2 separate regions of the Homo sapiens genome follow, and region 1 is linked to region 2. The links are chromatin contacts, found by Hi-C in ENCODE. All regions are on one chromosome and are shown on one strand. The core of a region is the stretch at or near the end of the contact, and the rest is flanking DNA. Distances in the headings are between cores, read along the strand shown.

Region 1 (5,009 bases), core at 1,452-3,951, 42 kb before region 2:
GAAAAGAAAATGTTATTAAAGCAGTAAAAGTCGATGTTAAATAACTTTTTCTGATCATGACACTAATTGCCCAGTATACTTTCGAAAATCTCCTTTTCTATACAGTTTTTCAATACCACACAATTAAGGAAAATGAGAAAGATTCCATGGTTTAATAGTACACAAATATAGATTTTAGTTTATATTTAACCTGATCATTAAAAAAAATAAAATCTACCAACAGAATTTACATAAAACTCTTTTATTCCAAGGAATTAATTTCATCAAGTTAATGGGAAATGTTTATGATTTGTGAGTTTACTTGTTGAATAAACTATCAGGGTAATAAAGAATAGGCTATCTGGGAAATAAAAAGCAGCAGGAACCATAACTCATTTATGTAAATGCCAATGCTTTTTGTTGGACACAATACTAACAGTATTCCTAGTTTTTTCTTTTCTTTTTTGAGACAGGGTCTCACTCTGTCACCCAGGCTGGAGTATAGTGGCGCAATCTCAGCTCACTGCAACCTCTGCCTCCCAGGCTCAGGCGATTCTCATGCCTCAGCCTCCCAAGTAGCTGGGATTACAGGTGCCTGCCATCACGCCCGACTTATTTTTTGTATTTTTAGTAGAGATGGGGTTTCACCATGTTGGCCAGGCTGGGCTCAAACTCCTGACCTCAGGTGATCCAACCGCCTCAGCCTCCCAAAGTGCTGGGATTACAGGCATGAGCCACCGCACCCAGCCCTAGTTTTTCCAATAGCAAATTAGGGTCCACATTTCCATATAGTTTTACTAATATAAGAAAAAAAAATTAATGGCCCAGAAAACCAGTAATTTATTTTTCATTTCCCGTTAAAAAAAAAAAAATTATACTCTGGGAGTAGTACAATTATTATTTCTAAAAATATTAAAGGGTTAAGAAACAATAAGGAGCCAACCCAAGGAAGGGGGGCAGAGGGAAGAGATGGGGGAAGAGATGGGGAAAGAGAAACCGGGAAGGAAGGAGAACTGATAACACAAAAGCATCTGGATAATTTCTTACGCGACGTCACCCTCCAAAACCCCTTTTAATGTCTATCTAAGGACCCCTAAATACGAACTTTATGTTTTTATTATGTTAGAAGTATCAGTCAGGTGTTTTTAATTTTATGCTTAAATAAAATTTCTAACAACCAATAACCTATTCCTTATAAACATTACGATAATTTAAAATAAACTGACAAAAAAGGACGAGGCCCAAATCTAAGGTCTGGAAATTATTACTTACTGCAGGTACCAATAATTTCTTCACTTCTTCAACTGCTCTCTTCAATTTGATTTCTGCTCTGTTCTGAGCATCTTCCACAGTGATTAGTACATGTAAATCTTCATTTAGATGCTCCCAATTGGGCTTGCCTCTATTTTGCTCCTCCTAAAAAATTTACAGAGTACATGATTAAAATTATTCTCTTTAAAGAGAGAGCACATCTTTCATAATACTAACCTGTTGTCAATTATTTCAGCTATGTTTGCATTATTTTGCTATGATGGCACAAGTCTTTGAATTATTTTTCTGGGTCCTCAAAGTTTGATTGAATGTGAGACTACTGGGTCAAATGATAATTAATCCAACAAGTATTTACTGAGCACTTACTATCTACCAGGCACAGAACCAGATGCTAAAGATCAGCCCCAAGCGTGCTCCTATGCACTAGAAGCATACATCATCATCATGTATGTAGTATCATACAACATACATCTGATACTGTCCTTACATTACCATGAAAAACACTTTGAGAAACATGTCATTATTTCTGCATTTTACTTATAAGTAAACAGAAGGTCATCAAGGTTAAGGGGGTCACCTCTCAATGTCACACAGCTAACAGGCTGTCAATTTAGGAACTGAATCAAAGTTTTCATTCTCTAATTCAGTGATCTTTCCACTTCATTACAACTGCTTTTAATGACATTGGTTGTATTCAGCATTAGAAAAGGTATTTTGCATATAGATGTTATTGTGTAAGATGACTACCACTTGTTTTAAGTATTTCATGCGGTAATTATGAAAATAGTTTTATCTACATTCCCATCAGACCATACCTTAAAATTAACTGTAAGGCTACTCTTTAATTATATCAAGTCATAAATACTAGTTTCATAGAGAATATCTATATTTCATTTCCTTAATGTCTTCTAGTAAGAAATATCCCCATGTTGAAAACCTGGTTAAGCTACAGGGAGGTTAAGTAGAGTTGGCATAATTTCAGAATCGCTGTTTTAAGTTTTAGAGAAAGTGTTTTTAAATAAAATAAGAATATATAAGTAGTATATAAATGGTAAATATAAATGCACCTGGCACACAGCAAGGTACCACAGACAAACAATAAATATCTGCTGTTTTTGGACCTTTATTTTAGAAGTTACTATTTACCTAATTGTTAGATTCCAGTAAAAGAAAATAAAGCAGGCATAATAAAACTGCTTTCTGCAACAATTCACATGATTGAGCTTAGCCAATAAGGCTAAAAATAAATTTTAACAGTAAATGCTTCTGCTTTATTTTTAATCAACACATCTTTAGGATGAAAATGCATCCACATATTGTAAGGGGATACAGGGAAAAAAAAAATCAGACACAATCCTATGCTGGGCCATCTATGTATTTCCAAAGAGTGAACTCTGAGTCAGCACAGCATTTTACAGGGGTACCATCTGTCCGACACTGTGTGAACCACCAGCTCAGAATATCTGACTGTTTCAACATAAGGTCACATTACATTCTTTTTGATGATGTCATATCTTTACAAAGCTAGGTTGTTAGCGGTTGCTGTAATAAAAATCAAGAACATACAAAAATCAATGTGGAACAAGAAAAGAGGGTGGCAGTACAAAAATCTGATTCCAAAGTTTGAGAATTTGAACAGCACCCAAGAAAATACAAATGCTATTAGTAAAAATGTGGTTATTTACAAATAAAATGTATAGTCTGTTTCAAAGTTGTTTGTAGAGTAAATATTTAATAAACAGAACTCTGAAATATTTCTTTTTGACTAGGGTACACCATGCAAACTAAGTGGGAAACCAAGGAGTCAATGAATCAAGAAACTGGAAACCTCAGGGTTATCTGTATGGCAAGAAATAAAATATGTATTAATATCTCTAACTGTGGCAAGAAAAATTAGTTTTGTTATCCAGATTTCAATTGTTATGTTCAAGAATGCTAACAGTATTTTCTCACCAAAATTTGTATTTTTTATTTATCTTTTTTTTTTTGGAGAGAGACCTACAAAAGCTACTAGTCTGGTATTATTTGGTGGGCCTAAAAGTGCACCTATTTGACTAAACGCATATATATGAGGGACTTCTGTTTCCAGGCAAGATATAGTAACAGGAACCAGATTCACCTTCCTGCTGAAACAACCAAAAAACTGGCAAAACGTATCAACAAGTTTCAAGCCACTGGACATCAGACAACTAAGGACAAATGACACAGAGTTGGGAACAACTGAGGTGAGCCTATAACTGCCCCCACTCACTGGCTTGAGAGTCTCCAGACAACTCCATGAGGAGACTAAGCAAGAGTCCAGGGAAACCGAGGCAGCCAAAGCTCAGAGAGTCCTGGGAGAGCTGCCACTCAAATATTCAGCTGAACCCTGATCGTTGCATACTTGAGAGAAAATTCCAGAGGCCAGGGAAGGAACCACCCAAAAGGATTCCAGGTCAAAGTGCCTGGCTCTAGAAAAGAACAAGACTGAAAGACTTGAAGGATTCCCCACGGGTAAGGGACACAGAAAGGTCTTGCCTCAGTGGTAGGAAAAAACTAAACCTAATCTAAGCATTGTTCCAGTACAACTAAATACATTTTAAAAGTAAGACCAAATGCCTTAAATTATTTCCAACTAACTTAACTGTGTCCCAGGACAAAGCTCAAAGATATTTATAGGAATATAAAAATATCCACCCAACAAGGTAAAAGTCTGGCATACAATTAGAAATTAACGGGCATGCAAAGCAGCAAGAAAAATGCAATACATGAGACCACCTCCCCCCCAATCAATTCACTCAAACCAATCTAGAAGTGATACAGATGTTATTATAAATAGACAAAGACATTAAAAGCTCTATGTGTGTGTGTCAAACACTAATGCATATAGATACTAATACAATGAAAACTGAGGAACATTTATAATCAAATATTTTTGAGAAAAGCTTAAGAATAAAAACTAAAATTTGACTTGCCGCAGAAACCTCTATACATGGAGAAAAGCCAGAGAATTTAAAAGGAATAATTATTTTCATGATAGAAACAAAGTTGCAGTATTATTTGCCATTTTGCTTTATTGCAAGAATACATTTTTAAGGTGTAAAACACTTGGCCAATGCGTACTCTTACTAATTCAACAACTTAAATGATAGTTAAAAATATAAAAATAGGAGAAAGCTACATCTACCCTGTTTGCTTCAAAATCAACATTTTTGCTTACACTTTTAAAAACAATTGAAGGAGCAAAAATTTTCAAAGATGGAGAAATTAATGGAATGGTGTACTTACACTCCCACCAAAAATTCTTCTACAACACTGCAGAGTTTAAAATGTACAAACTCAGCCGGGCACAGTGGCTCATGCCTGTAATCCCAGCACTTTGGGGGGGCCGAGGCAGGAAGACTGCTTGAGCCCAGGAGTTCAAGGCCAGCCTGGGGAACAGTCAGACCCTGTGTCTATTATAAATAAATAAATAAAATGTCCAAACTCGTAAGAAGTAAGAAAATGGGAAAGGAAACCATTTAAAAATTAAGAATCTAGAAAGCAGATGGTTAACTTAAAATTTACCTGACTCTAGTTAAGAAAGAAACTTATTTCCTTGCAATCCACCCCAAAAATACTGAGGAAATGGGCAGCAGTGAAAACAGGGGTGAGGGTGGGGCTGAGATTGCAGGACTAGATGAACTCTCATTAAAAAGCAGTTCAATTCCCATATCCCCTGTCCACAAATGGCTAGCTATCAAGCACTCCCTAATTCCCAGCAGTAGACCAGAAACTGA
Region 2 (4,776 bases), core at 2,203-4,702:
AAGTATTTTCTCCATAAGGCACATCACACACAGTCTTCTTGCTGTTAGGAATCCTAAATCCTAGACACCACCTCAGCACTATGCTTGAGGGACATTTTAAACAGCAAAATCATAATAAACAGTCAAAAAACACAAAAACAACAATAACAACAACAACAACAAAAACAAAAAAAAAACCCAAAACGTGACACTAAGCAGACCATGAAAATAACTTTTTTTAACAGTGTATGAACTGAAGTAAAAAGGTGGTGGTGTGTCATCTTGTTCTATCTCAATATCAAAAAAGAGCATTTGGGTGACTCAGATTTTTATTGCCACTGTGTGCGTGTCTGAATGACCGTGAAAGTGTCGCCAGTAATGATTTGAGGGTTACACATAAGTTTCAGCAAGTAGGTGAACTTCCAAATAAAAAATCAACACTGTGTGTACACACAAATGAACAAAACGTTACTACAGTTGTCCCTTAGTATCCCTGTGGGATTGGTCCCAGGACCGCCTCCCTACCAGTGCTCAAGTCACTGATATAGGAAGGTACAGTATTTGCACAGAACTCAGGCTCATCCTCCATATACTTTAATCACTAGATTACTTAAAATACTGAATACAACGCAAAGACTACGTAAATCATTGTACCATATTTTTTATTTGTATTATTTTCTATTGTTGTATTATTATTTTTTATTATTTTTCCTCCCGAATATTTTTTGATCTGTGGTTGGCTGAATTGGAGGATGTGGGGCCTGCAGTATGGAGGGCCAAGGTATACAGCAAATTTAGGTTGAAGGTATACACAAATTCACTTTGTTAGCCTTGTAATTATTCTGCATGTATAATTTTTTATTTTTTCAAAATGAGGATGAAAAGAAAATACAAAGTGGGGGTTTACAGATGGCAGCAATGTTAGGCAATAAACAAGTGAAACAGATAAGCTTTAACCTTGTTAACCAGAAGTATGTTTGTTGTATTTTTGTCTATATTTTTGTCCCTTTAAAAAAGTGATTTTTTAGAAGATTCGTTACATAAGCATTTTCATTTTCTGAGGGAGCTTACAATTTCAAACAGTGAAGTTGAAAGGCAATTTTGAAATGCATTTTCAACCAACCAATTCTACACATTTATCTTTTTTTGTTGTACTTTTAAGTTAGAGAAGGGTCCAAGGTGGTCTCGAACTCCTAAGCTCAAATGATCCTCCCACCTCAGTGGTGGAATCCCACCTATAGTGCTGGAATTACAAGCATGAGCCATGGAGCCCAGTCACATTTATCTTAATGATAAAGTACAGATATTCTTCACAGCATTTTTATAGTAAAAACAATTATTTTAAAACTTCAACAAACAATATACCTCAGTACACATATGTACAATTAAATGCTACTTATAACCATTAAAAAGTATTGTAGGCTGGGCACGGTGGCTCATGCCTGTAATTCCAGCACTTTGGGAGGCCGAGGCGGTGGATCACCTGAGTTCAGGAGTTCAAGAACAGCCTGACCAACATTAAAACCCCGTCACTATTAGAAATACAAAAAATTAGCTGGGAGTGGTGGCATGCGCCTGTAATCCCAGCTATTCAGGAGGCTGAGGCAGGAGAATCGCTTGAACCCAGGAGGTGAAGGTTGCAGTGGGCCAAGATTGCCCAATGCCCTCCAGCCTGAGTGACAAGAGCAAAACTCCATCTCAAAAAAAAAAAAAAAGTATTGTAGATGACTTTTTAGTACGTAATATACTTAAACAAAATATATCAGGTCACAAATACATAGATCTCAAAATATGTATTAACACATAAGTAACGGCGCTAAATGGGGAAGATTAGATTTTTAAAATACCAGAATTATCTAAATTTTTTCTACACTAAACGTGAAAGGCTTTCATAATTAAGAAAAAATTCATTTTTATGTTATAAAAGATGAGGTTCAGTATTTGCTTTCACTTCTTTTGACTCCTTTTAAAGTACTTACTCGTCTTAAATCTTAAACGTTCTAAACAATGTGCTGTTGTAACACTTGATAATATTACACACCCTGAAGCATCCATATAGGCATCCGTTTACTCACTTGTCTATTATTCAATAATCTCACTACTGAGATAACACAAATTATTATTCAAACATTAATCTTATTAGTTACAAAGATAAAATTACTCCAAATTTTCTTCACATTAGATTTTTTAAGAAAATTTTTTTCTATTTGAAGTGACTAGTCCTCTATATTTAGACTACCTTATACTTATTTTAATTCACCAAAAATCTTAAGTTTTTGCAGACCTTTTTAAAAACATTCTTCACTATCTGCTATAATTTCTATTACTGTTTTTAAAAATAGTTAAACGTAACAATTCACAAAATGAAGAATAATTTCAACAATCTGAGATTCACAATTGTTGTTAAACATTAAACACAGCCCCACAAACTATGTCCTATAACAACCTGTGATTTAAAAACACCAAACTAAAAATTATAGGTATTTAAAATCGAGAGTTAACAATTACATGTTTTAAAATCTAAAGAACAACAAAATAATTTAATAGTGGTCTCTCATAACTGAAGAAATAAACAGAAAACTAAAACTAATAGGATAGAATAGGATGGCTCCCTAGGCTTATGAAACGGCCTAATAATTTGTTGTTAATATATTAGACTGAAAAATTATTTCCAACTAAGGTTAACGGGTTTTGAAAAGATCAATTGCTGCAGCATTAATACACATCAGCAACATTCCACTACTCACTCTGTCAACAGAGAGCTGAATCCTCTAAAAAGAAAATGTTACATAAGACACAACTACAAGATGCTCAAATATTCCTTAACGAAATTGACTGCAATCCAATCAAGACTTAATTTTAAAAGGCTCATTAAGAGCATCTAGTGATAAAATGGACTCTCCCTTTTCACTGAGACTCACGTCTCATTTCATTAGACATGGGCAATTAACTCATCCTGGAGTTATATCTATGGCTGAGTAATGAGATGAAGTTTTACAGGTTAAAGTATTACTTTACTAATAAAAACAAAAGTCTATTCTTATTGGGTCCATCTTTTTACCTCTCAAAGGGTGTCTCACAAATTTTAATAAATGTATTTTCAAATAAATTTTTTATTTCAAGTCTTCCCAATCTTTCTTAACAATGGGCAAAAAGCAGTGACTCCACTCTATAAATGTACTGAGATATTATCAACCCGGAAATAAACATTTAATCTTTATTGCACTGTTTTGTACTCTTCTATCTTAAAACAAAGCTAAGCCATTTGAGTCCTTAATGAACATGTAACCAGAAATCAAACTTAAAAATAATCTAGTCAATAATCTAAAATGAATTTTATTTTATAAACACAGAGCAAAAAAATAAAAAATAAAAAAAAATGAGGGAGTGAGAAGAACAAAAGTAGAGGAGGAGGGACACCAGGGAGCTAGTTTACAATCCTGAAACAAACATACCACGTCACAGTTGGCATTTAAACCAGTGCGGCCGGAAGTGCAGCCTACAAGTACAGAAATCAAGCCTGTTCAGAAACTCTTTGAGCATTCTGACAGGATAATTTTATGTCTCTTGATAAAAGACAGTTTTAAATGGGGTTAAATATATGTCTTTTTAAAACTCCACTTCTCTGGTAACTAATTTTATTGTATTTCACCAAAAGATATAATGGATTGAATTTTTTTAGTGGGTCTCTTACCACAGACAGTTTGAAAAGCACTGAAAAGGATAGCGGGTCTTCTTTTCTCTTTAAAAACAAACCAATCTACCACTTTTGAAGTTGAATTCAACACCATATCACATGACATCTTAACAAAAAAGAGAACTAAGGCTACTAGGCAATAAACTTTTAGCTAGGGCAGAACACCTTTAAGACAAGCACTGTCATTAAATATGTCAAAGTCTCTAAAGTTTAAGAGATTATATTTGTTTTGAATTCAAAGTAGATTAAGATCAGAGGACTGAAGTTTCAAAGATTTTATCCTAACACAAGAAAGAACTTTCTAGGCAGAGTTGTGTGAGACTTGATCATTTGTCTTCTGCCTTTAGTCACTTCCCACTTCTGTCCATCTCTTCCACTACTGTCAAGTTACCTTTCCAAAACAATTAATACATCATATAACTTCTCATCTTTAAAAGAGAAGAGTGTCAATGCACTGCTTTCAAAATGAAATAAATTTGGATATAAGGTTCATGGTCCTTTATCCTCAGACCTCAGCCTTATCTCCAATACCAACACTCCACTGTGCCCCATACCTTCCACTGAGACACACCAAGCATCCACATAGCAACATACCCTGGTTGATTCTATTTCTGATGTCTAGAATACCATTTTACTTATTTGCCTGGTAAACTCCTACTTCAATCTTCTCCAGCTTCCTTTAAAAACCTTCAACCTTCAAAGAACACATTACTTCTTGACTTCCTGCACAATGTATATATCATCTCCGCTGCATCAGTTCACTGTCAATATATCAGTCTTCCAGGGGTGAAAGTTCCTTGAGGGTAAAAAATCACAGGCATTCAAAAACATAACTGCTGCCGCAGATTGTATTAAATTAACTATGGTAGAAGGTAATGAAAACTGACTAACAGTCATTTATAGTACTACTTACTGAAATATCATGGAATTAAGTATCACAAATATGGTTTAGACTCGATGACTTAATAAGGTTCCCTCTAAACCAGGTTATACAAGAGTATACATTTCATTGCCACTTTTCTAAAGCAACTCATCTGTTTTCATAGCGAATTCTACTATTCAATTGGATTCATGAAAGTTGATAAGAATACAATTTGTAA

The links. A loop is a pair of places that touch in the nucleus more often than their neighbours do. Pooled maps may share reads with other maps.
Region 1: a map of gastrocnemius medialis shows a loop between it and region 2 (1.8-fold over the local background). The contact joins two enhancer-like sites. A Hi-C loop is called at or near these places in 6 of 168 maps with a recorded cell type or tissue (IMR-90, PC-3, endothelial cell of hepatic sinusoid and 3 more) and 2 of 50 pooled maps.

What each region holds. Positions count from the first base shown.
Region 1 is chr6:163,531,368-163,536,376 of GRCh38, reverse strand. QKI (QKI, KH domain containing RNA binding) reads right to left here. Exons shown (of 8, transcript NM_006775.3): 4 at 1,252-1,395. Among named protein-coding and RNA genes, the nearest start is that of QKI, 120 kb to the right of the region's middle. RefSeq lists a silencer at 639-820. Within about 2 kb of position 2,701, at least 4 of the 41 ENCODE cell types and tissues checked have a DNase peak (open chromatin) inside an H3K27ac peak, as active enhancers do; they include gastrocnemius medialis, where a contact is called at or near this core.
Region 2 is chr6:163,490,052-163,494,827 of GRCh38, reverse strand. The region is part of intron 3 of QKI (QKI, KH domain containing RNA binding); the gene reads right to left. Among named protein-coding and RNA genes, the nearest start is that of QKI, 78 kb to the right of the region's middle. Within about 2 kb of position 3,452, at least 15 of the 41 ENCODE cell types and tissues checked have a DNase peak (open chromatin) inside an H3K27ac peak, as active enhancers do; they include gastrocnemius medialis, where a contact is called at or near this core.